5 separate regions of the Mus musculus genome follow, and all the other regions are linked to region 1. Evidence: chromatin loops called from intact Hi-C (ENCODE). Cell type or tissue: left cerebral cortex. All regions are shown on one strand. Each heading gives the region's core, and the rest is flanking DNA. Links, peaks and the distances in the headings are about the cores only. Region 1 holds the start of Gm31903 (a long non-coding RNA gene). Region 2 has its middle 150 kb from the start of Lhcgr. Region 3 overlaps Nrxn1 (neurexin I). Region 4 overlaps Nrxn1 (neurexin I). Region 5 overlaps Lhcgr (luteinizing hormone/choriogonadotropin receptor).

Region 1 (6,355 bases), core at 528-5,527:
AAAAGAAAAGAAAAACTATGAATTAAGTGTTGTGCTTTTTTATTTTCAGAAATTGTATGTATTCTGAAGGCTGAAATCCCCTAACTACTTCATCATTACTTTGAATTTAATAACAAAATCTAAAGTTTCTTTATAACTTAAGACAACCTGATGTGGACCCAGCGAAGGTCAACCAAGAACTAATTTTGAAATTGTAATGACTGTAACATCATGTAGCGAGCCAATCAGTTCTGAAGAAATACGAGCTGGCACACCCAAAGAACCTAAAGTACAAGCAGTCCATGGTATGGGTGATATGGGCTGAAAAATGGCACAAAACTTCTCCTACTGAGCACTGAAAACAAAGGAGAAAAGAACTTTTTAGCACACATAACCGCAGTAAGATAAAATACAATAATAACGAATAAGTCAGGGCCGAGGACCGGTCAGTAGTAAACACACTTGCTATGTGAGCCTGGTTACCTAAGGTTAGATCCCCAGAACCCAGGTTTTTAACAAAACCCCAGAGGTAGCAATGCAAACGCATGCAAGCCTAGTGCAACCGTTTGAAATTTAAGGCAGAGACAAGAGAAGCTCTAGACAAGTGGATCTCAACCTGTGGGTCGCGACCCCTTGGGGTTGAACAAGCTTTTCATAGGGATCATGTGTGGTCATTGAGACACGGTGTCTTAATTTATGATGTGGTGGGGAGAACCAGCCTCAAGGATGTGGAGTCACAAAGGGTGGATCTTAACAGTCAGAAACCATAGCTACCAAGATACAGCTATGTTACCTAGGTTACATCCCAGCTACAGCCCCGCCCCGCCCCGCCCCGCCCCGCCCCAGCCTTCTGAACCAGGACATCCCTAACCACAAAGGAAGTGGATCTACCTGGCAGCAGCTTCTCCCCCACCACCACTGTCTACCTGGATACCTACCCTAGCAAGCCTTCTCTCCCAGGTCACCATAAAAGACAGCTCCACTCTTTAGTTTTTCAGGATAATCTTTGTTTCTTTTCCATCCTTCCTATCCCACACCCAACCCATCAACAAACGCTTTTCTTTCTATAGTTCAGATATGTTTGTCTAAGGATCTTCCACCTCTGGTCACCACTCCTAATCACATCAGCTTTCAGGACAATGGGAACATCGTCCTGAAATCCACACCCTGAAATCCATCTGTAACGCTGCTGGGATTAAAAGGCAAGAAAGGGTGTTCACAGGTAATGAGACCCCTTGGCCTCCATTTTTAGCAATGGGATAAGTATCCCTGGTGTCCTTTTAAAGACACTTGAGGAGGGTCTTTCCTCCCCCCCTCCACCATGCAATTGCATAGTATGGAGGCACTGTGGGTATGGAAAGGAACCTCACCATACTCACAATGCTGGGACCTTAGACTTCTCAATCTCCCGAACAATGAGAAATAAACTTTTGTCCTTTATCAATTACTCCACCTAAGATGTATTGTTATCGCCACATGAACAAATTAAATAATCTGGGTTATTTCAATAAACTCTAAACTGCTTTTTCTGTTTGTAAGTTCTCTACATCACCACTGAAGCCTTTGAGCAGATTCGTCTTAACACAACACCCGACGTTCTGACGACTCCCCAGAAAGCCTTAGTACAACTCCATCCCGACCCACTCACGACCTCTCTGATCTGGAGTCTCACCCACCCACCCTCCAATCATCTGCACCGCTTGCTAGGACAAGCACCTGTTCTAGAATCTGCGCTCCCGCAGCGCCCTCTGCTGGACTCCCTCTACCCTGCAGGATCTGGAACGCTCCATTCCTCTCTTCTAGATGTCATGGCAACCTCCTTATACCGCTCTCTGTTACCTTAGCCTGCTTTGATTTTCTACATAACAATAATCACAAATTGCTATCTGTTGGTTGTCTGCCTCCTCCGCCGTTATAGACCCTTTAGATGAGTTCACTGTTTTCTTCATCGCTTTATTCCCAATACTAAGAGACTGCAGACACAAGATGAGAAGCCCGACAAGATGTTCAGTGTCCAGCAAGATGTCTAATTGCAGTGACATAGTATTTTGAGGCCACTCAAAATGGCACGGCACCCCCTTTTGGCCTCGCAGTGTGAAGGACACCTTTAGGAACGGCTCGACTGCATTTACAGCTTGTTTCTGATGTGAAGAAATTTAGAAAGAAAGCATTCAGATGCGCTTTATGAAGGAATGGTTAAATCCACTCAGAGAGGTTCCTGGGCACGGGAGAAAGCTTTCTAACGACTAAGATAACAAAGGCTTGCCCCTGGGTCAAGGCAGCATGGAGTATTTGGCAAGCATGCATTTGCTTTCTCCGACACTGAGACATGTGAAGAATTGATGGATTATTTTACAAGTATTTTTTAAGTATAAGGATTTAACATATAAGTGATTGTAAAGCGTTTGTTTGAAAATGAAGAAAAAAAGGACACATTTTCCTGTCCCTTTAATAGTTAGAAATGCTTAGAGATAAGCGTAGTATTTAAATCTTTTGGATGTGTAAAATTGTATTCAACAGCAATTTTAGACACAGCATTAGAAATACTTTAAAGAGACCGTCTACTGCATTAATTTTAATTATGCTCCACCGGACTCACAATGCTTTGAAATGCTTATAAAGTGTCCTCAAAATCTTTTATTAATCAAAATTCAAGCACCAAACACACTGCTTCTGACTCCGGGTAGCAGCGGCTTGCCTGAGAGCGCCATCTGCTGTTCAAGTGTGCACTACAAATCAATTTTTTGGCTTTCCTAGCTCGTGCAGCTAGAACCTGTCAGCACACATCATATTACTTTAAAAGCTGCATTTTCTCTTGAGGTCTGGAAGACCATGATGGTGCCAATACCTGAAGGGTAGATGGCAAACCTCAAAGTGGAAGGGCGCGTTTCATTCACGTCAACTTTAATCCTGCAAACCGTGGGCAGCAGTGATTTTAAAGGCACACTATAACCAGCAGATTTTATTCTGGAACTTGACTACTTGCTTCACAACCAGCCAGTACCCTTTTTAAAATTAATTATTGGTTATGAATGATGAATTTGAGGCAGCGTGCTATGAGTGGGTGTAAAATCCTGGGTTCAACCCCAATATTCGGAAAATTAATTATAGATACATTCATATTTCAATACCAGTTAAAGCAGGGATTTACTAATTTACTTATAACAAGAAAAAGAAATCCTCATTTCATGTAACTGAGGGAAAATATTCAGGTAATCAGGTTGAATTCATGGCATGCTCACCACAAGTGACCCACACTGGTAACGCTAACACCTCACCAAGTACACGTGACCCCACACCAAAGCCCTGGCTTAAGGTCAATCAATCAATAGGAAGGGGCCTCCAGAAGGAATGGCCATGTCCAGGGAAAGGAATAGGAAAGAGTAGGTGAAGGTGAAGCTGGAGAGAGCTGATTGAGTGGGGGAGGGGCATGGAAGAATTGATTGGCAGAGAACCAACGAGGACCATTGATGCCACTCAGTCCTTCGCTCCTCAACAATTCAAGGAAAGCTCTGTGATTATAAGGAGGGTCTAAAACAATGCTCTACAGCCTGGTCCCCACAAAGAACTGGTGCAATTCTGTTTTGTTTTGGGATTTTCACTTTTTTTTTTTTTGTTTACTTACTGTCCTTTATATGCTGTTTTGAGATATCAGCCTTAACAGCTAAATAAAAACTGAATTCATCAAATACCCGCTTTCTTATGAGGGATAGAAAGGACTTTTTAAATACGCATTGTTTTTATATTGCAACAGTGTATGATTCTATTCTGTGGACAAAGTTTGTCCTATGGTCAAGAAAAATTGTAGGGCTAGAGAGATGGCCCAACAGGTAAAAGCACCTGCCATCCTGACTTACAACCTGAGTTTAGTCTCTGGGAGACACACATACAGAGACAGACAGAAAGATGGACACAAAGACATCCACAGACACAGAGACAGACAGAAACAGGGACAGAGAGATAGAGAGACAGAGACAGGAACAAAGAGTCAAACAGAAGGACAGACAGAGACAGGGACAGAGAGACAGATAGAGAAAGACAAAGAAAAGAAAAGAAAAATACATAAATAAAATGTAATCTTTAATTCTCAAAAAAAGGAAAACGACAAAAGGACTTTGGCGCTCATTCACTGAGGCCATCAGTGTTTTTCCTTAGGTCTTAGTTTGGTGTCTCTCGCTGTGACAAAGATAAAGACCAAAGTCAACTTGAGGAGAACAGGGTCTATTTTGCTTTACGTGGCCTAATCACAGTCAATCATCCGAGGAAGTCAGGGCAGGAATTCCAGACAGAAAACTGGAGGCAGGAGCCAATCCAGAGCCACGGAGAGGTGAGCATGCTCACTGGTGTGCTCTGCAGGATTTGCTCTGTTTGATTGGTTTATATAGCCCGAGGTCACCTGCCCAGGAGTGGCACCACCCCCAGTGGTCGAGGCCCTCCCATGTCAGTCATTAATCAAGAAAATGTCCCCAGACTTGCCCAGTCATATGGAGACATTTTCTCAATTGAGGATTCCTCTTCCCAGATGGCTCTAGCTTATGTTAGAGTGGAAACAACAACAACAACAACACAAAACACAAAACCTTAAGCAACACACTTTATCTTAGAATTGTTTATCAGTTCTATAAGTTGAAGAAAACTGATGTTAATGAACATGACCCTTGTCCACAGAAAGGCAAACTGATTGTGTTAGGCTAAGAGGATTGTGTTGGCCATTTGTCAGCAGAGGCTCAGAGCATCTAGCACAGTGGTTCTCCACCTACCTAAGGCTGCAAGCCTTTACCATGGCTCCTCACGGTGTGCTGGTCCCTAATCATAATATTTTGTTGCTACTTCATAACTGTAATTTGCTACTGTTATGAATTATAGTGTAAATATCTAATAGACAACCCTTGTGAAAGGATCGTTTGACTCCCAAAGAGGTCATGACCCCAGGCTGAAACCACTGATCTTTTTGTTACTCTGTTTCAGAACGCTGATCTTTTTGTTACTTTGTTTCAGAAGCTCCTACTTCCTATGTCTCTGCTCTTTGATGCTTCTTCAACCCATTTATAACACATCTTACCAGTTCCCTCAGTACTTAACGAGTTAAAAAGAATTCACATTTTATTCCTATTCATGTGTTCATTTCATATTCCTGTGTCATAATTATAACTATTTTTATTTTCTTTTTGGGAGTATAATTATAACATTTCTCCCTTCTCTCTCCTCCCTCCAAGCCCTCCCATATATTCCTTCTTGCTCTCTTTCAGATTTATGGCTTATTTTCATTGTTGTTCCATATATACGCACATAGATAGATATCACTAATTATAAGCTCCATCAGCATAAAGTTGCTATATGTATGTTTTTAGGGCTGATCATCTGGTATTCGACAGCTAATGGTAGGTACGCTCCCAATCCCAGCTTTCTTCAGTTGCCTGTAGTTCTTTGTGTAGGGCTGAGCCCTTGTGGGCTCTTCTCTGCCCACTTTGGCGTGTCTATTGGTGTCATCTTTGTTCAGCTCATGTTTCGGCAGCCATGTTGGTGAGACTTTATGGGTGTAGCTTCAATGTTCCTGGGAAACATAATTTCACAGCAAACTCCCTGCGATTTTCACGCTTACATCTTTCTGGCCCCTCCTTCTGCAATGTTCCCTGAGCTTCGGGTGCAGGAGTGCTCTGTAGATGTACCCTTTGAGACCGGACTCAATAACTCTGCATTTTGAATGGTTGTGGTTTTCTATAGTGGTCTCCATCTGTTACAGAGAGAAGCTTCCTTGATAAGGGATTTAGACTATATTTATCTGTGGATATAAAGACTGTGGTGGTTTGAATAAAAATGGCCCCCATATGCTCATATACATGAATACTTAGAAAGTGACACTATTTGAAAGGATTAAGGGGTGTGGTCTTGTTGGAGTGGGTGTGGTCTTGTTGGAGTGGATGTGGCCTTGTTGTAGTGGCTGTGGCCTTGTTGGGGAAAATGTGTCACTGGTGATGTGCTTTGAGGTCTCAGAAGCCCAAGCCAGGTTCAGAGGCTCTGTCCTTCCTGCTGCCTTAGGATGCAGATGTAGAGCTCTCAGAAGACTCTTCGGTAGCATGTCTGTGTGCCACCATGCTGATAACGGACTAAACCTCTGAAACCATAAGCAAGTCCCATTAAGTGCTTTCCTTTATAAGAGTTGCTGTGATCATAGTGTCTCCTTACAGCAATAGACTACACACACTAAGACAAATGCTTGTTAGACTATTTACTGAATCATGATGACTCAACAACAGAGTGGTTGTAGATTCTTCTCCAATCTCCAGGACTTCAACAGCACAGAGGATTTAGCTAGGTTTCCAGTCCTGAGCAATGATCTCCCTCTTGTTGAACAGGTTTGAAGTCCAATGGTAGA
Region 2 (6,355 bases), core at 475-5,474, 290 kb before region 1:
ATGAAGGCCATTGAGCATGGGCGCACTTCTAAGTAAGTCAAGTTGACTATAAATGATGTTTCTCTTTTTAAAGGAGCAAAAAAGAAAAAGAGAAGGAAGTAGAAATACTATTCGGTGAATAGTTGCTAGCAACTGCGTGGTGCTTTTCAGTTGCAATGCCGGAAGATTGTGCTACCAAGTTCTTTGGATTTTTTTCATCCCAAGGAAGTCAAAAAGTTCCACAAAATATGTGTACTTTGTCAGTGACAGAACATAATTAAAACCAGAGTTTCTGAGTTCAAAACATGTTCTTGCCAAGGTTTATCATCAGCACCATTGTCCCCAAGGCCATGCCTGAGTGAATCAGTGGCCAGAACCATTTACCTACAGAGACACCTCTTGGAATCAACTCTGCTTACACATATCAAAAAGCCTTAATGTGTTCTCTGACCCCTGCACAGAATGTGCCCTCAAGTGGGCAAACAGCAGCCCTTCTGCGGGCCCTCCTTTCATGTCTGTTCTCCATCACTGGCCAATTCATAGTTAGGTTAATGGTGAAACTTGAGTCATCTAAACTTGCAAAGAATGAAGAGGACAAATGAGGGATAGAAAGTGCCCTTGATCCACTCCCTCCTAGACACATGCCTCTGAGCAAATGTCTGCAGTTCCCTGAGATTTCTGTAACTCGGCATTCTTTAAAAGCTCCTCAACATTCTCTAGTACTAAATGTTTGGATTTTCACTTTTTTTCAAAAACAATTTTTAATAGATATTTTCTTCATTTACATTTCAAATGGTATCCCAAAATTCTCCTATACACTCCCCCCGCCCTGCTCCCCAACCCACCCACTCCAGCTTCCTGGCCCAGGCATTCCCCTGTACTGGGGCATATGATCTTCACAAGACCAAGGGCCTCTCCTCCCATTGATGGCCGACTAGGCCATCTTCTGCTACATATGCAGCTAGAGACACAAGCTCTGGGGGTACTGGTTAGTTCATATTGTTGTTCCTCCTATAAGGTTGCAGACCCCTTCAGCTCCTTGGGTACTTTCTCTACCTCCTTCATTGGGGGCCCTGTGTTCCATCCAATAGATGACTGTGAACATCCACTTCTGTATTGGCCAGGCACTGGCATAGCCTCACAAGAGACAGCTATATCAGGGTTCTGTCTGCAAAATCTTGCTGGCATATGCAATAGTGACTGGGATTGTTTATGGGATGGATCCCCAGGTGGGGCAGTCTCTGGGTGTTCCTTCCTTCCGTCTCAGCTCTGAACTTTGTCTCTGTAACTCCTTCCATGGGTATTTTCTGTCCCCATTCTAAGAAGGAATGAAGTATCCACACTTTGGTCTTCCTTCTTCTTGAGTTTCATGTGTTTTGCAACTTGTATCTTGAGTAGTTTTAAGTTTCTGGGCTAAAATCCACTTATCAGTGGGTGCATATCATGTGTGTTCTTTCGTGATTGGGTTACCTCACTCAGGATGATATCCTCTAGATCCATCCATTTGCCTAAGAATTTCATAAATTCAGTGTTTTTGATAGCTGAGTAGTACTCCATCGTGTAAATGTACCACATGTTTGGATTTTCAAATTAAAGAGCAGTGTAGATCTTATCTCCTTGGGAAGAAATAAGCCAAATAATTAAAGTTACTTTTAAAGAATGGCTTAAAAAAAAACCAACGTGTAACTCTTGAAAAAAATTAAATATAAAATGAACATGTGCTAAATATTTTATCAGCCCATTAATTAACATGAGAACCAGCAAGACTTTATGATGCATTCAGAAGAAAATTCAAAACACATGCTTAAACAAACCCTGAGACGAATTTACAACCAACCAACCATGGTCAACATCTAGCAATAATCACTTGGATTTCATAGGGCAACCTATTTTAATTTCCAAGAGCCAGGCACCCCCTGCATTACACATTGCACCTCAACTTACAGAGATTGGAAGACAGTTGGTAAAGGGGTCACTGGTGCTCTCAAGAAGGCCCAGGAGCCAAGGGCACTTGTGAAGCCCGGGGAACCGAGTTCGTTTTCTGTACCACACAGTGGAAGGCGAGAACTGACTCTGAGGGTTGACGTCTTACTTCCAAATGCATGACACAGCACTTCCTGCATACACACAAAATAACTTTAATTTTTTTTTAAATAGCCACTACAGCAATGAAATAATCCAGTTAGACATACTAGACAATACCTAGAATAATCTATCTCTCTCTCTCTCTCTCTCTCTCTCTCTCTCTCTTTCTCTCTCTCTCTTTATTCCTCTCCTCTCTCCAGGAGACCACTGAAAAATCTCTTGCTAATTTTCTACTTTTTAACATGGTTTATACACTCAACCCTGAGCAAGGAGAGAGGTGAGAAAATTGCATAAAGTGTTCCAGTGCAAGTCTCCCTACCCGTTACCCCAAAGCTTCAACGCTAAGGAATTCAGTTTAGGATTCCTGCTACCTGACTTATTTAAATAAGAAGAAAAAAACAATCAGTGCTACCTAGGAAACTTGAACATAAAAATCCCAAGGGCACATAGCAGAAATGCAGACTCCCCAGTTCACACCTCCACTCTCCTAAGTCAGGGCCTACATTCTAGCTATGATCTTTGTGTGTTTTACATGAAAAGAAATTTCTCAAATCAGTGTTTCATTTCGACCAGGCATCAGGCAGCTGTGTCATTTCAGCAAGTCAGTTCACTTCTCTAGGCCTTGACTTCCTTACTGTGAAGTAAATGGATCACTGGACTTGACAGCCCCCTTGTGCCTGATAAATCCATTTACGAAGGCTTTCTCCAGGACATCAAGCTCCAGGGCCAATGCCCTGCCATCAGCCTGAACCATGAAAAGATTTGGCTAAGCCTGATTTACATTTTTCTCTTGTGTCCTTCTCTGAGAAGAATAAATTGACACAGTGACCCTAATGACATTACCTCTGTCTCTAGAGCAGCAACAATGTGCCGGGCTTCCCTGGGAGCCAAATGAGTATGAAATCTTGCCATCTGCTTTCAACTCAGGAATCTCCACAGTTTAGGGGACTGACTGAGTGCATTACTGTTAGAGTCGCAAAATAATCAATTCTGACAAGGAAGATTCAGATATGCTTTGCAAATTATAAAAACACGCAAATTCCCTGACAACCTGATAAGGTGACAAAAGAGAATTTCCAGCTTGTTATGTTTAATGTATTTGTTTTCCTCAGTCGAGCTGGCCTGCTCCGCTGGGAACTTCTGACCCAGTGCTGCATATACCAGCCTAGGGCTTCTCAGAGCCTCTGCCTCACCATGGCAACACAGAGCTCCCTCTGTGCTGTGTCAGAACTACAGCTACTCCTTGTTTGAGGGAAATGCTGGCGGGGGGTGGGGGGGGGGTGGGTTCTTGCAAGGAAGCTTCCACATTCCAATGCAGTGCAGATGATCTTTCTATTTTACCCACGTGGATGCAAAATCTATGTAAAGAACAAAAGAATTTGGAACCACAAGTTCCCATGGCAATATCCAAACTCTCACGGATCCTGTATTACCATACTCATCAAAGAGAACCAAGAGCCAGCTATGGCCCTTTGTCACTCAGTGCATGTTTTAGAACGCTCCTTGCTGCCTTGTGTCTCCTCAGATTATTGAACCACTAATGGGAATCTGTAGAACAAGTGTGTTTGCCAGATCAGTGCTTAGGTTTTGAGTTGAGTGGTGAGCAGGCTGACAGTCCCAAATCTCACCTGATGCTCAGATGATGGACCTAGAGTTCAGAGAATACACCTACACTTCTATACAGAGACATCAGTGGCTTCCACATGTAATTTCCACAGTGGTACTTGGTCTGAGCCTGACAGTGAAGAATGCTAGGAAAAAAACAAAACCACTTCTCTTCATATCCCCCTGTTTTGACTCTCCCCTATAAAATAGGAGCATTTATTTGATGCTCAAAAAAGAAATTACTTTTATAGCAAGAATATAAAGAGAAAAAAGTACCCAGTTCATTTGCAGCTTTTGAATTTCAAAACAGACTTTTCAATCTGTATCAGAAAAACTAGCTTGAAAGGCAAAGCCGTCACTAGGGAATACTGGCCTGCCTAAGAAATAAGGACTACCATGCTTCTGAAAGCCCAGCAAGTGTCGGCCAGAAAGCTTTGAAAGAATCAGGGACTTGGGAATCAGAGCCATGAAGAAATGCAAGAGTTCATTTGCATATTTACAAGGTCCAGGCATTAGCAATGAGGAGGCAAATTAGACTCTGAGTTTTGATTGTGTTTGATATAACGTAGAACCACCTGGCAAGACTCTCAGGGAGGGACTGCCTTGACAGGACTGGCCTGCAAGAGTGAGATGTCTGTGGGAATTATCTTCACTACATTAACAGGCATGGGGGGCTCTGACCAGTGTAGGTAGGGGTGGAGAGAGTAGACTGCGCACAGACATGTAGTAATTCACTGCTCTCGGCTCTTGTCTGTGATGTTATGTGACTAGCTGCTTCAAGATCCTGCTGCCTTGATTTCCTGAAACAATCGACTGACTGTAAATTATTTTGAGCTAAAATAAACACTTTTCCCCCTAAGTTGGGTTTTTATTTTATCACAGCAGTGGAAATTAAATGAAGATAGACCTCACTATAAGCCATTGGCAGTTAACAGAAACTGGGTGGTAGACTGCCTTGCTAGAATAAGCTAGGACATGGCTATAGGTCCTAATGTCCTCCCCACACTGTGAGACATGGTATAAAATCTTGATAAAATCCAGACAAGTAAAATGGGCCAAAAGCATACGTAGACACAATCACAGAGACCAAGGAACCTGATAAGAGGCAAGAACACTGACAAATTAGGTATGAGGAGACACAACGCTGGGTGAAATATCCATACTGGTTAGCTTAATTCAAAATAGGGGAGAAAATCCTGCAACTGGAGCAATTTAATGAATTAACAAATCACAGAGTTTTCTTCCATTAGCCAGTCTTTAAGTAAGATGACTGACATGTGAAATAGTAGCCATAAGTTAAGCCTAGATATCTGCTGAACTTCCCTGAACTGCCAGGATAAGGGAGTGCATATTGGATAAGAAGATGGCTACCAGCTGACGTAAACATTCATGGAAGAAACATGTAAGTAATGTTGAGGGTGATAGCCAGTGTAAAATTCTCTTGGCCTAAGGAATTGTGAGTCAGTGTGCCTGGGAACTAGGTAAGAAAGGCCCCCAAACCAGTGTATTAAATCAATGGATAGACTAAAGAATTTGCCCTTGGCTGGTACTATTGGAAAAACTTTAAAAGATGGGACTTGTCATTGGGGGTGTGCCTTTGAGAGATCACAAGACCCCAAGCCAGAGTGTAAATAGCTCCAATCTGGCCATTTTATAGTTTCAATTGGAAATATCTGTCACATGATCATGTGTCGAATACTTTATCCTCAGTGGGTATCAATATTTTAATGTGGCTACTTTTCAAGGTAGCAGGAGAACTTGGCATTTTCACGTGGCACTGGTTTTTCCATGAGTGAAAAATCCATAAGGGGAATTTCACTAATATTTCAGAGAAAAGCCTGCAGAGTCAAGTGATATGTAAGAGATCCCCTCAGGAAGTCTCAGCAGGCTATACATGAGGCTGTGAAGGTAACTCTATTGTTGCAACAGACACCAACGAATCCAGGATGTTGGAGATGCAGGAATGTGGAAACTATTCTTGAGGAAACCAACAGGTACAAAATGAAACCAGTTATGAAAGACACTATGTATTTCAGATGACAACACCATAGGGGTAGGACTGACAGAGCCCACTGGGGCCCACTGATGACACACCCTGTGCCTCAGATATTGCCCTTCCAGGCTGCAGTCTTGCTTTGGTCCAGTCTTACCTTGATGCTTTCCTGGTCCTTCTGTTTGGAATAAAGATTTTGCCTTTGTGCTTTGTACATTGGAAGTTTGTAACTTTCTTTTTGATTTGATAGAGACTTAATATTAAGAGGTTGCCTTCAAACACATAAGTGGATGCTCACAGTCAGCTATTGGATGGATCACAGGGCCCCCAATGGAGGAGCTAGAGAAAGTATCCAAGGAGCTGAAGGGGTCTGCAACCCTATAGGTGGAACAACAGTATGAACTAAGCAGTACCCCGGAGCTCTTGTCTCTAGCTGCATATGTATCAAAAGATGGCCTAGTCGGCCATCACTGGAGAGGCCCATTGGACACACAAACTTTATATGCCCCAGTACAGGGGAACGCCAGGGCCAAAAAGTGGGAGTGGGTGGGTAGGGGGGTGGGGGGAGGGTATGGGGGACTTTTGGGATAGCATTGGAAATGTAAATGAGGAAAATACCTAATTTTAAAAAAGAGGTTGCCTTCAGTATCAGAAAATACTTTGGCCTTTGGGGTTTTGAATAGTATTGGAACT
Region 3 (6,355 bases), core at 819-5,818, 1.9 Mb before region 1:
ACACATGCACACGTACACACACACACACACACACACACACACACACACACACACACACACACACACATCTTCCTGTTACTTATCCCTCTATCTTTGTCATCTATCTATCTATCTATCTATCTATCTATCTATCTATCTATCTATCTATCTATCTTCCTATCTGTTTCTCTCTGTGTCACACACACACACACACACACACACACACACACACACACACACACACATCTTCCTGTTACTTATCCCTCTATCTTTGTCATCTATCTATCTCTATCTATCTATCTATCTATCTATCTATCTATCTATCTATCTATTTATCTATCTATCTATCTTCCTATCTGTTTCTCTCTGTGTCACACACACACACACACACACACACACACACACACACACACATATGAATGATGCTTAGTGAGCTGTTGGGAAAGGCTTAGCAGACATTTTTTCGTTATTGAGATTTCATTTTTCTAGTGCTTTAGAAGACAAGTTAGCAATAGGATAAAATAACATTAGATTCTACTTGCATGGCTCCAATGTGAGAACCATAGCCACATATCCTGTCATACGGATCCGGACAAAAAGACACTGGAGAAGCTGACATTGAACTGTCACTGAGAGGCTTGGACATCTCACCAAGGGATGGAGTAGCTTCTAGAGGGCAGAGGAGTAAACCCAGATTTAAGCACAGCTCCCTCTCTTCTCCCCTGCTTTGTCCTGGTGCGTGGCAAAGCCTCTCAGATATCATTACAGGCATATTTCCTTTTAAAAAACGGATTTATATTGATGGAGCCCGTTCATTTGATTCAAGAAATAAATGCATTGGAGAGTTACAGAAATGGAGAAGGAAAATCTAAGAGTTGTCATTCTAGAGGGAAAAAATGCCTTTTAAACAGGCTGAAATAAGAAAATATTTTGCTTTATGTAATTGTGGTTCATATTTACAATGCTGGATCCTAGTTTGTCACATGTAAAATATGTGTTAATGGTGTTTCCCTTCTTTCATAGGAAGCCCCTTGTTAAGTTCAAAGGGCTCTCTCTCTCTTTTGCAAACCTAACAGGAGACTCAAAGGAATGCAGTTTAATAAGCTTCTCTGTTTCTCTGTCTTCTCTGAGACAGAAGTGAGCTATGTATTTGGTATTCAGAGGATGCCCTCATTTGCATGGTGGACTCAGGAGGCCATTTCTAAGGAAAGGGGAAGCCTGAAGTTCAGTATACTGGCCAGGCCAACTATGAGCTAATAAAATAATGCCTGGTTTATGTCAGAGAGTTTTCAAGGCACATACATGATCCTCCTGAGAGACCTCAGAGGGCATGTCAGAGATTCAGATGACTAGAAGCATTGCTTGAAGGATTTAATACTTATAGTCACAGTTTGTCATCATGAACAATGAAATTCCATGGGCTGTGACTCTTCAGATGTTTGGAACAGCAATTCCTAAAAGCAAACATTTGCTTTTTATTTATTGCAATGGATATAAGCTTGATAGTATGCTACAAGAGGGTTCTTTCTGAGACGAGTGTGTGCCTGTACAAATCTTAGACACATTTTCTTAATACATGGACTACTTTTAGTACTGATGAAAAGAAAAGCATTTTCCATAATAAAGAAATGCCGAAACCATGAATTAATTACATGAAGAGTGGACAAAGTCAGATTTTAAGTTTAAGACTCTTACTAAATGTTTAAAAAAAAACCAAAAACTCAGTTTAAGTCAGAGGCTAATCCCCACGCTGAGTAGATGTGTGTGTTTGTTTGTGGCTGCATGGGCACATTCCCGTGTGTATGGCTGTGGGTTTGGACCCTAGAAAAGGGTGTTGGGTGTCTTAACTGTGGCATTCTTCATCATACTCCTTAGAGCCACAGTCTCTCGTTGGACCAGGAATCCCCAGCCATACTCCTGTTTTGTCTCTGCCTCTCTGCACTGATTTACAGGCATGTGCATGGCCACGAAGGCTGTTTGTGTGGATTCTGGGATACCAACTGGGGGTTTCATGCTTGTGTATGCAGTACTCTTACTTACAGATCTACCTCTTCAGGTTGACGTATTTATTTATTTATTTATTTAATCCAATAGTTATCCTGCTCAATTCTGTGAAGCCACTGTGCTTTCAGACCTCTCAGATGAGGTCACAAAACAAGAGCTGCTCCCTAAAATTAGGCTGAAGTTTCAGGTTATAAGTGGGTTTGTGACTTTTAATAGGAACAGCAATCCCAAGAAACACTCTGGAGGGAGAGCGTGATGTAACCCATCACATCCTTGCTCTGCAGGACTTCGGTGCTAGCCAGATGCTATTTACTGAGCACTGACTCCTGCTGAGGGTCCTGCCATGAAGTTACCATCCCAAGGAACACACTGCGTCTGAGCACTCACATGTAGGACATGACAGGGAGGAAAGCTATGGCACTGCGTGTGGGTACCGCAACTGGGCTGAGCATGAAGACTTTTTGAGAAAGCCTTGTTTAAAGGATACAGGAAGAACAAGTGAAAACAACCAATGGCTGCTCTTTCTTCCCTCGTGGGCAGCCACGGGAACTAAGGATGAGTTTATGGGTATGAGACATGCAGGGCTTCACACCTGGAACTGACTGTGCCTGCCAGTCACGTAGGAATACAGGAAGCAGGAGAATCACTGTATCTGAGTCAGTGGGTTTATTTTCATTGACATTCACCCTCTGAGAATTAAATGTATTCTGACTTATCCACACCCTGTTCAAATCCATGAAGAATCTTTACTTCTCTAAGGGAAAGCAGTCAGCTTAGCTACACTGCATGCCTGGTAGTTCCTGAAGTGCAGAATTCCGTGTTCTTCTTAGAATAACTCACCAAGGATGCCCAGGAACGACTAGAGATGTAGTCAGAGATCCTCACTACATGTCGTGAGCATCCTGAACCAAGGCACAATTTATGTTATACAATCTTTAACTCACTTTTTAATGGGTTTGACTTTGGTCAGTCCTCATCTGAAGTCACTTGGCTAAATCAAATTTCTGATGTTTTCACTTACATTACTATACCTAAAAGAACCACCAGAGGGCAGCATAGGGCCATGCACTGTTACACAGTGTTGGGGAGGGGATTAATTCGCTCCTCTAGTGCAGGCAAACAGAATGCCTTTGTTTCCAGAATGTAAAATTCACATTTAGCCTTGACAGCCATTCAGGCTTTTGTCCAAGACTGGGTTTTATCTTGTAATTGTGGAAATATGAAACCCAGACCTCTCTCCTCCCCACCTCGATTCATATGGAAATCGTCATGAACAAGCCTCTACCCAAGGAGAGTTCCAGAAAAGAAATTCCGTGCTGATGACCTTGTTCTAGCGATCTTTTCTCGCACTGCCCAAGTCTCCTGGGTGTATGCCTCTCCCTGCTGATACAATTTGTTTTCATCTTTATTCCCAGCTGCCGATGTCTATTCCCTTTGGCTATTAAGTACAAGCTGCAACACGCAAGGAAAGACACAACATTCATGTACTCTGGACTGATCTCATAGCATGACTCTATTTATTCTGGAACTTTTGAGTACTGACCCCTTTAGTGAAATAATGCAATCCCTCCGTGTGCTTGTCTTGTCCTAATTTGGCAACTTCTATGCTAAAATATATGGAAAGGGGCTGATATTTATTGAGTCCCTATTAAATACTCAATGGATTTAAATGAGGTTATTGTATGTAATCCTTATGAGTGTCCGGGATTTGAATTGAGGTCAGTCTTGCTTATTCATTTATGTAGTTCAAGAATAAAAATAGAACAGACGAATAGTTTTGGGTCTCCATCTTCCATGGGTGTCCTTATTTAAGAATTAAGTTAATCCATCAGCAAATTGAGGCTTTTAAAAATTTGATTGGGGCCCGACTATGGTCCTAGGTGTATAGCGGACAGTGCCCTCAGGTGGCCACTTAGCAAAATTACACCTTGTAACTCTGGCTACATCTAGGTCATCCAGGGGGTGAACACTTTGTCCCCTTCTCCTTTATCCCTCTTACAAATCCCAAATTAATTTCCTTCCTCATCTTTTAGCATTTTCCGTATCTCCATTCAAATCTTCGACTAAAGGTAGCTAACTGCCGGCTACTGAGTTTCCCTTGGCCAAGCGAGTAAAAGGCCCCCTAATCAGCCAGGACTTTCCATTCCAACGGATTCCATGTCTAAGTGGAGATTTGCATACATCCTATGCATGTTCTTTTCTTTTGTAACGCAGATCAGTTTGTTCCCTAGCGGATCTCTTTCTCTGGACCTGGACATGAGGCACACCGGCCTGATCTACCTTTTCACATTGTGCTTTGAAAAACATTTTATTGAATGTTGTCACTTCCAAAGTTTTGATCACATTTAAACATGTCTGAGCTTCATTGCTTGACATGTGTGACTTTGGGTAGCTCTTTTGTTCTTTCCTAGATCCTTTTGCTCAGAGAGGAAATGTTCAGATAAGAATTTGACTTATATTGACAGTGGAAGAAATTCTTGTTGGCCTCTTGGTCATGATGTAGTGAGATTTACTAACACGTTCTTAATTTGTGTGAGGTTATTTTAAGGATTATTTGAAAATTGAAGAGACAAGACACCTTTTCAGTGGCTAACCATGAGGGCCCTTAGAGGGGTAGGAATTTGTTGTAATTGCTGCACGGGATCTCCAGAAGACCTGGGTGTCCCTGGCACCTGCTCCCTCCCCCTAGTCCTGTTTCCCAAATATCATCATGCTTCTGAGACCTTCTTTCTTCCCTGCCTGCTGGCACTGCCCTGACGTAACATCTCATTACTGGCAGTGGTTCAGATTTGGAACTCTGCTTTATCTCACTGTCAAATTCCCCCAAACACGGGATTTAAACCCAATGAGTGGACCTGCCACTGTGGGCTCTAGAGTGCAGCAGGTGCTCTCCCAGCTGTGGTGGCTGCTCTCATTTTATAAATTGGCTATAAATGCCCAATTAGATCTTTCATGCATGCAGTACAAACCTCCTGAGAAGGGTGTTGCCCTTCTAAGGATCTCTATGTCTCAGAAGGAAGCAGGGTGCTTTGCTTCTCTGATCGAGCGGGGCTCTGCACAATCGGCAGAAGCTGGGGATGCTGTGGTTGGCAGTACACTTTAGTGATTTTTTTTTTTTTAGCTGCAGTGCAGCTGAGAATTGATGTTCAGTGGGGAAAGGGACTACTTTGGAGGCAAGGACCACAGCACAAAACAGTGACAATAAGGCAGTGAGTCTGACAATGTAATACTTGACAACTTTGTTATTCCCTTCCCCACACAAGAGTTACAGCACAGTCACTGCGAAGACAATTAGAGACATAAAACCATTGTTTCTTTTGAATCTATTGGATTCCCAGACTTTGCCAAAATCAGCCCAAACCTATCCTCTTGATTCTCAAATCTCCGACAGTTTGTTTTAATCCACTTTCGCCATCCCCACCTCTAGGAAGATACCCTTCCCGGATGCACACAGTTGTCTGTGATTTGTTTAACGTTCATTCTGAGTGTTCTTCTCTTAATGTTCATACTCCAGGCCAGCAAACACTATTGCAGCTTAAAGGTCTGTAGCCTGTACGTACAACTCTGTCTTGTTTAAATCCTCCATCTCTCTCTGCCTAGAGTGACATCCTCCGGATAAGTGACATATCCAGTCATGTGTCATGTGAATGTTCTCAAGATCCAGCCTCTTACTACCTGACTTTTTAAAATCAGTTATAAATGTATTTATTTTACGGGTGTGAGTGCTTCATGCACATTGATGTATGTGTGCCACTTGCATACTCTGTACATACAGAGCAGGGAGCCAGACCTCAGTGTCAGAAGAGGTAATTGGATTTCCTGGACAGACTCACTAATGGTTATGATCCATTATATGCATAAGAACCAAACCTAGGTCTATAAGTGTTTTTAACCCCTGAGCCATCTTCCCTGTCCCCTAATTCATCATTTACATGGACCAGGGGAAGCAAATTTTATCGTTGATATCAGCCTCAATAGATTGCTACTGAGGGCCCAAAACAGCAACTGAGAAGCATTCCGAAACATTTGTGGATTTACGAGCAGAGAACTCGAGAGTGGCAAGTCTAGATGTGAGATGGAGATGAGCCACAGGTAGCCACAGACTGTATTCGAGTTTCTGGTAATGTTCACCCCAACTAGGGCAGCTGCTTTTCATTTCATCACCAAATTCCATTATAATTTTACACAGGTCAACCCATCTGGACGTCTTAATTTCTTACTAGTTGCTAAGACATCAAAAGCTAACAACCCTAGTTTATCTGTAGGAGGTGCCTTCTCCCCCTCCAATCCTAATTCCTGACTCCTCGTCATTCATCACACACAGACACCCTTGATGTCCTTTGATGTTCTGAAACTTCAGACACTGTAAGTT
Region 4 (6,355 bases), core at 635-5,634, 1.8 Mb before region 1:
CTGTTTCTCCCTAAGTTCCCATTGATTTAAGGGATCTTTATTTTGTTTCTACTTCTCAAAGCCTGTTAATTTCTCTGCCATGGCCTTTGATCTGAAGAGGCGGCAGTGATTGTAATACCATTTTATTTTGCCCTTTGTCTTTAATTCTCATCTCAGCTTTCATTGCTGTTTGGTAGGCATATTCTTGAGCCTATTTTTCATTGAAAATCTGCAAATCAATGTTCTATTGGTTAAAGAGTTTTTATCTCCGGGTATACAATTGTAAATTTTCCCCCAAGGTCTTGTTTTAAATGTAAACCAAGATATGTAGTTAGAAATTGTGATTTCTTCTTCTTTGAATGCTTGTGATTCAGCAAGGGAAAACACTATACAAACTCTTTCTCTACATATATATTTTTTTTCTAATAGCTCCCTCCTTGGCTGTAGTACTTAGAGAAAATGGTGCGATACTGGCATAGCACCTTCGACAAATATATATCCTCTTTTCTTACACTTGATGCATAAAAATGTGTCTGCACGAAGAACATAGGACTGACGTTCACTGGAGGCTGCGCAGAGCTAGGTTAGCAGAATGAACAGAATCAGTACCTCACGCTCTCCAGTCAAGCCCTGTTTTCACCACTAGGACCGCCCCCTCCCATAGACCAGGGAGTCAGGATTACTGTGCTTGTTGAGTGATTTACTGCAGCTCCTCTGCATCCAACCTAAGTGGACAAGAAAATTCTATCCCAGTGTTTTAAGAGGATTCAGAAAACTCTGTGCCAACTCTGATACCTGTCCTTTTGAGTGATTTTATCAGTTCTATGAGGGAGTAAGCTAGCAGATCTGGCCCAAGGAACTGAAGCCTATGTTTCAAGGAGACAAGGGGCTAAAGGAGATTGGAAGGGCTTAACAGATATTCAAGAGGATCTGGGTCCTAAAATGTCACTCACACACTCCTTAAAACTCTTTTCATCTTAACTGCAGGAAGTGCCAGTAATGAAATATTTACTCCCACGTGAAATCTTGATTCTGTTTTGCCACTACTTTAATTCCTCCAGAATTAAGCTAGTTTCTCTGTTGAAAACTCAGTGGATCTTGGTGGCACGGTCAAGAAAGAGCTCACACAACCTAGTGTCCACTGCTTAATTAGATGTATTGCCAGATTACTAAATAATAGAATAATTAATTATTTAGTAATGGCTAATATCTTACGTGAAGCATGGGTATGAAGATATTTCAGCATATCAGATAGAGCCCTCTATGGACACACAAAACACAGGACAACAGAAGTGGAGGAAGAAGACAGAACAGGTGGGGGTGGCAATTCGGTTCAGAATGGTGTTGTGTCAGGAAAATGACATAGATTCTTTCTTTTCCTATCTGCCAGACTGCTCGTAACTCATCTTAAAATTATCTCCAGAGTTCTGGCATACTTGTTCGTACTACAGCCCAATTATAACAAGCCAGAACAATACTTTATGTTAGGAGGAACTGACAAATTATTGGAGATATGCACTTGTACTTCCTTGTCTGTATATGTGTGGGGTGAGGGGCCGTATATGTGCACATATGTATGCAGGTACACACGTACTCTTGAATTTTGAGATGAGTCACGTAGCTTCAGACTCTCTGGGTATTTGAAAATGACTTTGAATTCCGGACTATCTACCTCTGAAGTACAAGTGTTACAGGCATGTACTACCATGCCAAGTTAGATTATATATTTAAGGAATTTACAGCCATATTATATTTTTCAAAAACCTACTGGACTTTGAATTGTATAGTTATTTCAATATAGATACTAAGTACACATATAAATACATAGGACTGTCTTATAATTGGTGGCAAAATGTTATAAAATATTTGAAGTAGTATAGTATACGTAGAAAAATTAATTTTATTATTGTAGTTTTAAGTGTGGATCATGACAATTAATTATTGTTAGCCACAGGTTCGTTTCCCAGTTTGCCATTTCTCTGTTTTTCCTTTTAAAAATATAATTCTTAAATTATCTATTTATTTAGCTTTTCATAGGTATATTCATGGGTGTCAATGCATCATGTGCATGCAGTGCTCCTATAAGCCGGAAGAGGGCAACAGATCACCTGAGATTGGAATTACTGATAGCTGTGAGCCCCCACATAGGTGCTAGGAATTGAATACTGGTCCTCTGGAAGAACAGCCAGTGTACTTCATCCCTGACCTGTTTCCCCAGTTACCAATCTCATCTTTTCAAGTACTGTAGCTGTAAATACAGTGAGAAAATAAAACCCACTAGAAAAACCTCTTTCATGTGTGTTTATCAAGTGTTGAGTGGTGCCTTGTCTGAGGTGCTGTATAAGAATAGCAGTTCTCACCAGTGAATAAATGTATGCAGTAATATACATGAAAAATAAGTACATGGACTGGTGGGAAAATGAGGAGTCTACATCTTAGAAGGAAATTCTGGACTCCTTACTTAGTACAAAAGGGTTCAAGTGATACAGCTGTTGCTCCTTAAAGTCTAACAAAAAGCTGGAGACCGGAGGACTAAAGTCCCCAGAGCCATCAAGTGCCCCTGTCTCCTGTAGGTTTATCCCCTTATATCTCTACTCAGTAGAGACCAATTTGAGGATATTTGCTAGTATCCCTGTCTAAGGTTTGACTTTTCTGGAGAATTACTCATCTGTCACCAATTACACTGTAAAAAATTAAGTGGAAATTCCTAGAAGTAAATAATTCTTAAACTTCACATTCCACCCTGTCTGAATTACCTTCAGAAATGTCATAAAATCCTGTGTTCTCCTGGGATGTGTTGTCCTATGTGATGACCATTAGACTCCTGTCAGTATTCGATATTTTTTTTTATCAGATTGATTATTGAGAAATTAAGTAGCCTTTACTTATTAATGCCCTAAAGTTGCAAATACAGTTATGCAAAGAAAGAATAGACAATCCTGGGCAGATGTCATACAGACCCTAAGAGAACACAAACGACAGCCCAGGCTACTATAACCAGCAAAACTCTCAATCACCATAGATACCAAGATATGTAGTTAGAAATTGTGTCTTCTTTGAATGCTTGTGATTCAGCAAGGGAAAACACTATACAAACCCTTTCTCTACATATATTTTTTTCTAATAGCTCCCTCCTTGGCTGTAGTACTTAGAGAAAATGGTGCGATACTGGCATAGCACCTTCGACAAATATATATCCTCTTTCCTTACACTTGATGCATAAAAATGTGTCTGCACGAAGAACATAGGACTGACGTTCACTGGAGGCTGCGCAGAGCTAGGTTAGCAGAATGAACGGAATCAATAGCTAACACTCTCCAGTCAAGCCCTGTTTTCACCACTAGGACCATCCCCCTTGCAATGAAGTGAGGATTCCTTACACATAGCACAGTCCTCACATACTTCCTCTACTGATAGTTACAGTCAAGAAAATAAACCCAGGCAAAACACAATCTTTATCTTTAATCTTTATCTCTTAATCCTTTCTCTAAGACTTTTAAAGAGATGGCTGGCTCCCTTTTATATTTCTGCCTAGAATATGCCACTTCCAAGAATTGCCAGCAGGGGGCATTAAGGTACTGGAAAATCAGCTCAGCCTGTTACCTAAGAATCCAAAGTGACATTACCTCCTAATCATGTCTGTCTGTTTGTTTGTTTGTTTATTGTTAATATTTTAGTAAGTCCTTATTCACATTTATTAGATTGACAGCTGATATTCATTATTGGAAATATACTTTGTGACTAGCATCATTATTTAGGTAAAGGTTTGTTTGGTTTCATTCATTGTTTTTAATGTGAAGAAAAGAAGCATTGGAGAAAGAGGAATATGGCTGATACGGCAAATGCATCTCACATTAAAAAAAACTTCCCTAAGTATTCTTTTTAATTAATGAATGTATTACATTAATGAAATACATCAAAGACATAAAGGCAGTGTGGCTTTGATTCCTTGGCACCTATGGGACAAGCCTTCTTTTCTCTGCCACAGACTCATATTTTGCAAAGATAAACAGTGTGCCTCCCCTTATTGTCACATCCACGCATCCACAGTGAAGAACAGCCGCTCTTCAAGGCAATTGCAAATTGAGCTTCCTCATCTGCCAAACCTGCCTGCTTTCCGAAAACTTCCCTCACGGTTAGGTCAGCAAGGTAAGAGAAGTAACCTGGGATGGAGGTAACCAACCTAAGGCAGGAGAAGGGCAAAGGCTGGACTGCTTTTCATTTGATAACATAACAAAGTACATTAGGAAATTCACCATGGTCTAGCCTAAGTTGTTAAATGAGACATTTCTCTTTGTAAGAAAAGAAAATACCAGTCCCAGGCTTTGTGCTCCTCCAAGATGATTTCAACATGAAAGGACTGTCCAGTATCCTGGTCCTAGACCTGAGAATGGATCTCCAATATCCATAGAAAAATACCTAGCAGGCAAAGATAGGAAGATAGGATGGATCGCTGCCAGCCATCCTAGCAAAACACAAACAAACAATCAAACCCACAAACATACAAAGAAGACCATGAACTCCAGGTTCAGTGAGAGAATCTATCTCAGAGAAATAAAGTGGGCAGTGACAGAACAGAACATCAATGTCCCAATGTCTTCCTGTGGCCTATACACACACACACACACACACACACACACACACACACACACACACACACACATACACACACACATACACACACCCCAATCCACAGGCACGTGTACCTCCACTCCAAATACTCACGCATACACAAAACGCACATCAAAGTTCTGAAAAGGAACCTGAAAGGTTTAGCAGTTTCGTAGTTACTGCTGGATCTGAGGTTCTCTTTGGGTTTCTTGGTCTCTGTGGTGGGTTGTACATGCTTGGCCCAGGGAGTGCCACTATTAGGAGGTTGTAGCGTTGTTAGAGCAGGTGTGGCCTTGTTGGAAGAAGTGTGTCACTTTGAGACCCTCTTCCTAGCTGCACTGAAGACAGTCTTCTCCTGACTGCCTTCAGATCAAGATCAGACCTCTTGCTCCGTCTCCAGCATTGTACCTGCCTGGATGCTGCTATGCTTCCTGCCATGGTGATAATAGAATAATCCTCTGAACCTATAAGCCAGCCCCAATTAAATGATGCCCCTTATAAGAGACGCCTTGGTCTTGGTGTCTCTTCTCAGCAATGGAAACCCTAACTAGGACAATCTCATTAATAAAATAATTTCGAGTTGGCTTAGAAGCTCAAGGGCCATTTTATTGAGAGAAAAACAAGAGGATAAGCAAGAAAATTCTCAGCAGCTTCTGGAGGAGGGAAGTGGTAAAGAGGAAGAGAGAATTACAGGACTTTTTGATTTAGGATCACAGGACACCAGTAGTTCAGCAATGGAGATCAGCAAGCAGTGTATGATAGGAGGGGAATAATAGAACTTCATAGAAAGAGAGAGACCAGTAATCAGAGAATGCATGTTTAAGTCTTTGGCCAATATCCAAAAATGGGGATAAAGAAAATGGGAGAGAAAGGCATGCTTAGTGTCTCCCTGCAGATCTGAATTTAGAAGGTGCCCATCTGAGGCTATCATTATCTCAGGACTAAGGATTGCATTAGAGACATGTATTAGACATAGAGTAGAGACAGTTTATTAACAAAGTGAAACCTTTACTTCTGAAAGTAGGTATGACAATTGAGCAGAGAGAGAAGGCCTTAATTAAGCCTTGGTCCACACTCGAATTGCCCTTTATTGGACATTTGTGTAGCATCTACATTTCTCAAGTTTAGACACTGCAGGTTTTCTCCTATGTGTTTTAGTTGCATGAGTGTGTGGTGGGAAGGACTTCTGGTCTTTATCTGGGAGGTGGCTTCTTTTGTGTTCGTCTTGATGTTTTATATTCAGTCCTTACTTCCTGTCTATACAGGAAGTAAGGATGAGGACAACAAAGGTCAAATGACTTCTAAAGCCATGAGAGAATATTTAAATTAGAGTTATTACGTTGGTTAGCTGACGATTTTGAAAATCAGGCAAAGATCATTGTACTTGAGAGAGGGATCCTGAACGGAACCTATAGAGCTCACTACCCCAGAGATCTCTGAGGTCGTTTCATTACTGTGTACCTGAACTAGGCTGCCTGGCAGAGCACTAGCCCAGGTGTGTTACATGTAACCTCCAACCTCTGGGAATCCATTGCAGGCGCACCACCTACATATTTCTTTAATATGTTCATACCCAGCACTCATTCTCACCAAATCTTACTAGCTTCCTATTTTGTAAGATTTGACATTTGACCTTTTTTTTCTTTTTCCTGAAAGTTTTTAGGTTGGATTTGCTTTTCTTTTGCTTTTTTTTTTTTTTTAATTTTCAACATTGAAAGTTTGAGTATTTACTGTCTTACCAAGTTTATATAGATTTAGATGTCAA
Region 5 (6,355 bases), core at 558-5,557, 100 kb before region 1:
AGCATGATGCAACATTGATTAAGTTTATCCCATGATTCTTGTGAATGAGTAGATAAAGGTTTGTATGCACGCAGCTCAGGGTCTAGATCCTACCACATACTGAAGAAACTGTCTTGTTCACTTGAGAGTTGCACAAAGAGTTCATTGATAAGAACCCCAAGTTTAGGGGAGGAGCATCCCAGCCACCTTGGTCCACTCTCAGGTGCCCCCTTCTGTGATTCATGCAACAAACCACAGCTGTGCTGAAGGCCGCATGCTGTGTTCCAGCAGAGATGAAAAGGAGTGAGCTGTAAGCTGTAGGGTTTTCCCATGGGGATTCACAGCGCAGGAAAAGGCAATTCCAAACAGTGTGTGAACTGTAGGTAACTGAAGGCAGTATGCTGTGCTTAGCCTGAGAGCAAGCAGGTCCTCCAGAACTTCAGAGGCAGGAAAGGGTTAAATGACAGTGGGGAGAGGAGATGCAGGCTTTGAGCCAATCTAACGTGGATAGACAAAAGTAGAAGGAAAATGTATCCCAGGCAGAAGCCGGCAAGAGGACCAGCCATTGAAGAGATATGCCCAGACAAGCTGGGAAATAGAGCTTTTCAGAACTTTGAGAATGTGAGGGTCAAAGAAAGAAGGCTTGGATAAAACAGGAGGAAATTCAGAGTGTTCTTTTGTTAAGAGAAAGGACGGAGATTGGAGGAGCAGAACAAGGATTCTGGGATCTTCCCAACAGAGACAGTCCTTTGTGACTTCAGCCACCTGGACGCAGGCAGTGACTACTCTCTGAACTTGCCCACTGAGAACTCACATCTCAAAGGGATCAGATTATGCTATGAGAAGAACCACTTAGAAGCCTCACTCTTTTGTTTGGTTTGTGGTTTTTGACAAATTCTGAGGCCTCCAAGGTCACAAAACCTCAGACGGATAAGGAGTTCACTGCACTTGGACCCAGTAGCCTTGAGCAGCCCGAGGAGCATTTGACTCCTCCCCAAGCTGCTTGTAGCAAGTTCTCCCTAATCCAACAGGAGAATCTGTTAAATCATGGGACAAAAAGGGTTTCACCAAATGACAGGAAAGGACGAACACTAGCTGAAGCCAAATACACGCACTAGCGACTCCACAGTTTCACCAAGAACGCTATCATTTTCTAGTTTGTCTCACCCCTCCCCCAACCCCTCCGCCCCACCACACCCGTGTGCACACACAGCTGTGAAAGTTGGTGTGAAGCGCAGGCAGGTGTGACTAAGGAAACTGGTTTTTCCCTCACAGGGAGTTAAAAGAAAACATCTACCTGGAGAAGATGCACAGTGGCACCTTCCAGGGGGCCACGGGGCCCAGCATCCTGTGAGTACTGTGGTACAGCCTCCTCTCCCCACAAAGTGCACCCTAACAACCCTGCTGTCACTGCCAGCCGGGCTTGCAACATCTATAGTTGAAAAGGATCAAATGTGCCAGGCCTGTCCTACCAACATGAAGCGCTGCCTCTGACGTAGCCATAAGTCAACCAGTAATGCCAAACACAGGGTATGGCCTCGTGTGCTACAGGGTGGTCGCTCCCCCCACGCCCCGCCCCGGCACTCACTCGGAGAACCCACTCTGACCTGAACTGCGCCTAGCATTTGGATGGCCGCGGCTGAGAGGTTGCAGGTGGATTCTCCCTATAATCCTATGAGGAGTCGGTCTCGAACCCTCCACGAGTTGGGCTTCGATGCACATAAAAACTTCTCCAACCAATGCTGAGAGACTCTCGGGGCTTTAAGTAAAAACACAGACACTCAGAAGACAGCTTGGTAATATGGCCAGTTAGCAGAACCCCAATAGTAGGTTTCATTTCACTGGGCGATGACGTCCCAGACACGTGCGGCCACTCAGAAAACAAACTACAACCTCCTCCATGTCTGGGAAAAGTCTGCGGCCCGATCTAACGATCCGTACAAGACCCTAAGGCAGAACAGAGCACTGCCTTCCTAATCGGCAAGTACCAGAAGCCGGAGGTGGCCTAGAGCCCGTGGGACACAGGCTCCTGTTTCCACTGTTCTCCCAGGAACTTGGACCCTGGTACATTCCAGTTCATACTCCTGCCCTTCCCTGCCTCCCACTGCCATCACTCCCTCCTTGTATCAGGCCCTGAGCCTCCCAGGGGGGGGGCAGACTATCAAGGAGGGCATGCTGCTGGGAAAGGGTTGGGCATTGACCTCTTAGAATATGAGCATGGTTTAAAAACTAAAACTCCTGCCAAACCCCCTCTTCCTGAAATGTTGTACATTTGGGGCTTCCTTAGAGTTTGCCTCGAGTCTAGTAAAACCAAGGAGCTTTGTTTAAAGCCCTGAGCCTCCCGCGCAGCTGTGCTAGCTCGGCATGGTGTTTGCTTGCTTTGGATGGACACATCTAACTAGTTATTAGAGCATGTGTGCTCAGCGTCCTGGGTGGATGATAGCTAGTGCCACATGAAACTCTTAATAGGGTGGATCATCTGCACTTTATGAAAACCTCCCCTGCAGAGCTTAATCAATCAGACACAGAGGCATCAAAGCCCTGAATATTTCCCCCTGGGCCAGAACACAAAAGCTGATGTCACCTATGTGCACACTGTTTTAGGAAGCGAGCAGTAGGGTTTTGTAAAATAGGGAGAGGGTAGGAGAGAGGAAGGGGTGTAGAGTAGACATAAGGAGGGAGAGGCAGAGGGAAGGAGTCAGAGCTACAGAGGAATAAAGACATAGCAGAGAAAAATTCTAGTGACCATATGGAGGGTACAAAGATCCACAGGCAACCTTGAAAAGAGTAGTGGGTGCCTGTAAGATGAAAATCCCACAATAGTTCTTAGGAATTCAGATCATGATGAAAGAAACGATGGATTGTAGGAAAAACAAAATGGAGGAGAGATTTCTCGGACCCTAGGGGAGGGCCTTGGAGTAAAATGTGTAAAATCAGTCAATAAAGGGCCTCTCTCCCCTTTGCGGTTCAGGGATGTCTCTTCCACCAAATTGCAGGCCCTGCCGAGCCACGGGCTGGAGTCCATTCAGACGCTCATCGCCACGTCATCCTACTCACTGAAAACTCTGCCCTCCAGAGAAAAATTCACCAGCCTACTGGTTGCCACGCTGACCTACCCTAGCCACTGCTGTGCTTTCAGGAATTTGCCGAAGAAAGAGTAAGTGAGCAGGAGAGGGGACCGTGTTGCTGCAGAGAAGCTGGGATCTAGATCTAGTCCCGTGGCCCACGGTGCCCCGCTGCAGTCGTGGAGTAGCTTTTAGACAAAACCAAAATGAGCTGTTCCTCATCTTGACGTCTCCATGTGCTGGGCCCTGCGCCTCATAAACCTGCCAAACGCTTAAGTACCGCTGCAGCACCTTTGTAAAACCTGCTGTCAAAGCCCGTTCTCTCAGCAGAAAACATTTTACTCAATCTTGAATTTAATAATTGTCAGAGTACCACGTGGTTTGGTTTTGGGCTTGTTTTGTTTTGCTTTGTTTTTAAGCGATTTGTCTTCCACGGAAAGCAACTTCCATTTCCGAACAGAAACGTTTCCACTACAGATCGGTTAGGGAGCCCTATGAAAACGACCAGAGCGCCTGCGTGCAGCAGAGGGCGCCTGATCGCTTCTCTGCACCCCAGGCTGCGGGTGTGGTGGGTGAAGGAGAGGGTGGCAGCAATTAGGGGGCAGAATTTCATTCCTTACAGCATTCTTTCTCGGGAGTTTTCTAGCTGAGAGGCACCATTCTGCATCCGGACCCAACACGTGTCACATGTATAAAAGAAAGAAAAAGCAACAGCTAGCTTTGCAAAGGTGTGGTGCAGTCACCTAACACTTCCTGCTCTCCCACCCTTGTCTCTAGCTTGTTTTCACTGCAAGCTTTGATGTTCTCTGCTTTTCTTATTGCCCAATACACTGCTCCCAGTGGGAAAATGCAATGCTCTGAAGAGTCATTACTGCCGAGATGTGCTCAATCAATTCATTAGATACTAAGGCACTGTGGAACACATCAGGCTGCCACTGCCTTTGTTTGGAATTAACATATTTATAGCTGATCAACCAGGCTGGAGGGGGCGGGGTGGGGGAGGGGGAGAGAAAGAGAGAGAAAGGAAGCCTTGAGAAGACTTGGTTCTACCTAAATATTTGGAACAGAGAAGACAAACGCACTTGCTGTGCTTAAGGCTCTACCCCCACCCCCTTTTTTGAGGGGGTGGTGAGATGGGATCTCACTATATAGCCCTGGCTGTCCTGAACTCACTCTGCAGACCAGACTGGCCTTGAACACACAGAGATACACTTGGCTCTGCCTTCTGAGTACTGGGATCAAAGGCCTTGGCCACCAAATCCAGCTCAAGTTCTACATCATTGACTGAGCTTCAGACGACTTGAGCTGAGCACTAGCCATGTTCCAGGATGCCAGGCTTGGAAAGACGGGCAGTCATCTCAGCCCTCACAGAGTGGACAGGCGGCATAAAGGAGCGCCAAGGGGGTGTGTCAACAAAGAGAGGGACAAAACGCTCTAGGCTGTAGAGGGGCTCATGGGAGACTTCCTAGGGGAAATGACCTTAACTGAGCTTCTCACAAAAGGCTTGGGGCGGGGGAGGAGTCAAGCCAAGATGGAATGTCTCCTGTGAAGGCATGGGGAAAGAGACACTAGATGGATGTTATTCGAAAGCAAGCACAGGAAGACTGTGGGTAATGAGGGAAGATTACCCACAGAAGCAGCAGCCCAAGGCACTGGTAGGCCAAGGTGGGCTCTGAGTACCCGCCCAAGGGAGTCAGAGGAGGTAGAGCTTCAAAGACTTAAAAGTGAGATTGTGCAAATTTGATTTTATGAAACCTCAATAGGGCAGCAGAATGAAGGGTGGGTTGAAGGTGGCAAAGCTGGTAAAAGACAGACAGGCAGGCAGGCAGACAGACAGACAGACAGACAGACAGACATAGTGGTTTAGGGTAAGGCTGGTTCTGGTCACCTACTTAACTTTTGTAGTGAAGAGGTCAAATGCCTCCTGAAATCATGACTGTTTACTTCAAAGCCTTTTATTCTAGGAGGGTGGAAAGGGGGTTAGAGACTATGACTGTCTGAGCTATCTGTGAACATCATCACACACATTGTCTTGAGTGAGCTTGGCTATGTCTACTCTGTTGCGGGTGCTTCTGGGACCATAAAGCCCAAGGACGCCTTAGAGGCCATGAAGATGAAGAGTTGAAGATCAGTCCGTGGGATCTGGTTGCAAACTGAGGCGTTCTATAGATGACACACTTGGCTGCCTGGGCACAGCTTGCTTGCTTGCTTGCTTTCTTTCTTCCTTTCTTTCTTTCTTTCTTTCTTTCTTTCTTTCTTTCTTTCTTTCTTTTAACTAGCTTTTTTCTTTATTTACATTTCAAATGTTATCCCCTTTCCTCATTTCCCCTCCAAAACCCCCCTATCCCATTCCCCCTCCCACTGCTCACTTACCCACCCACTCCCACTTCCCTGTCCTGGCATTCCCCTACACTGGGCCATAAAGCCTCCACAAGACCAAGGGCCTCTCCTCTCACTGATGTCCCACAAGGCCATCCTCTGCTACATATATGGCTGGAGCCTTGAGTCCCTCCATGTGTACTCTTTGGTTGGTAGTTTAGTCCCTGGGAGCTCTGGGGGTTCTGATTGGCTCATATTGTGGTTCCTCCTATGGGGCTGCAAACCCCTTTGGCTCCTTGGGTCCTTTCTCTATGGGCACAGCTTTCTAAGATATTTTTGGTAACTGTGGAGATAGAATGTGTATCATCCAGTGTTATCATTCGGAGGTCAAGTTCCTGTTAACTGTGGACTTGTCTGCAAATACTGTGCCAGAACTACCCTCCCCCATTAAACATGAGGTGGGTGGGGACTGGGACAGGAACAGAGACTCAGTCCAAGTTTACAAACGCAACAGTGTCTAGAATAACAAGAGGGTTAGTCTTTGAAAGGTCATGTGGTCAAATCCCCATCTTTCTGCATTTGCACACTACCATTACTACAAGGACCTGTTTCGCTGCTGCTGGATAACAGAGCAGAGCAATGTCCACGTTGGGTGCCTCACATCTCCATCCTCCACAAGGAAGGCTGTGGCACTCCCAGCAGCTTCCTCACCCTCATTCCTTATTTCTGAGCCCCCCCGTAGGTTTGGTTGCCAGGCACCAGCCTTCTATCTCCTTGTCACATCCCCCTTTTCGAAGCCAAACTTCCCAGAGGGGAAGACAGAAGATAAGGGAACACCAATGCTAGGTTTTGCCCAAAGGCTGAAGGCTTAAGTACACAACAGCAGCACACCCAGCCGCACAGAATCCTGACAGAAAGACTTCCAGCTACAATTTAAAGCCATGAATGCCATGTAGTTAATCAAGGCCAATAGGAGGGGGAAGAGTTGGTGA

Evidence for each region. A loop is a pair of places that touch in the nucleus more often than their neighbours do. Peaks named below come from ENCODE experiments on the same cell type or tissue, not always from the same donor. Only the 100,000 strongest peaks of a DNase experiment are listed, where the experiment ranks them.
Region 2: a loop joins it to region 1, with 4 times the contacts of the local background. A loop is called at or near these places in 3 of 42 quality-filtered maps.
Region 3: it touches region 1 in a loop (12-fold over the local background); 7 of 42 quality-filtered maps call a loop at or near these places.
Region 4: a loop joins it to region 1, with 7 times the contacts of the local background. A loop is called at or near these places in 13 of 42 quality-filtered maps.
Region 5: it touches region 1 in a loop (12-fold over the local background); 29 of 42 quality-filtered maps call a loop at or near these places.

The regions. Positions count from the first base shown.
Region 1 is chr17:88,648,536-88,654,890 of GRCm38, reverse strand. It overlaps Gm31903 (a long non-coding RNA gene), which reads left to right and starts at 829. Exons shown (of 3, transcript XR_385909.2): 1 at 829-939; 2 at 1,050-1,201; 3 at 1,519-1,862. It overlaps Gm38460 (a long non-coding RNA gene), which reads right to left and starts at 987. Exons shown (of 3, transcript XR_385907.2): 1 at 918-987. In left cerebral cortex, for the core only: CTCF peaks have their summits at 1,750 (motif pointing left) and 2,689 (motif pointing left); DNase peaks (open chromatin) are centred at 1,743, 2,193 and 2,692; H3K4me3 peaks cover 944 bases; H3K27ac peaks cover 476 bases.
Region 2 is chr17:88,934,857-88,941,211 of GRCm38, reverse strand. No RefSeq gene overlaps it. Among named protein-coding and RNA genes, the nearest start is that of Lhcgr, 150 kb to the right of the region's middle. In left cerebral cortex, for the core only: no CTCF peak of the experiment used is centred there; a DNase peak (open chromatin) is centred at 3,304.
Region 3 is chr17:90,581,814-90,588,168 of GRCm38, reverse strand. All of the region lies in intron 15 of Nrxn1 (neurexin I), which reads left to right. Among named protein-coding and RNA genes, the nearest start is that of Gm32337, 120 kb to the right of the region's middle. In left cerebral cortex, for the core only: CTCF peaks have their summits at 3,029 (motif pointing right) and 3,894 (motif pointing left); DNase peaks (open chromatin) are centred at 2,572, 3,052, 3,849 and 4,850; H3K4me3 peaks cover 446 bases; H3K27ac peaks cover 3,113 bases.
Region 4 is chr17:90,498,425-90,504,779 of GRCm38, reverse strand. The region is part of intron 17 of Nrxn1 (neurexin I); the gene reads left to right. It overlaps Gm32337 (a long non-coding RNA gene), which reads right to left. Exons shown (of 2, transcript XR_877116.3): 2 at 1-6,355. Among named protein-coding and RNA genes, the nearest start is that of Gm32337, 40 kb to the right of the region's middle. In left cerebral cortex, for the core only: CTCF peaks have their summits at 3,315 and 3,515 (motif pointing right); DNase peaks (open chromatin) are centred at 1,388 and 3,530; H3K27ac peaks cover 1,458 bases.
Region 5 is chr17:88,750,525-88,756,879 of GRCm38, reverse strand. Lhcgr (luteinizing hormone/choriogonadotropin receptor) reads left to right here. Exons shown (of 11, transcript NM_013582.3): 8 at 1,255-1,329; 9 at 2,951-3,136. Among named protein-coding and RNA genes, the nearest start is that of Lhcgr, 38 kb to the left of the region's middle. In left cerebral cortex, for the core only: a CTCF peak has its summit at 3,563 (motif pointing right); a DNase peak (open chromatin) is centred at 3,581.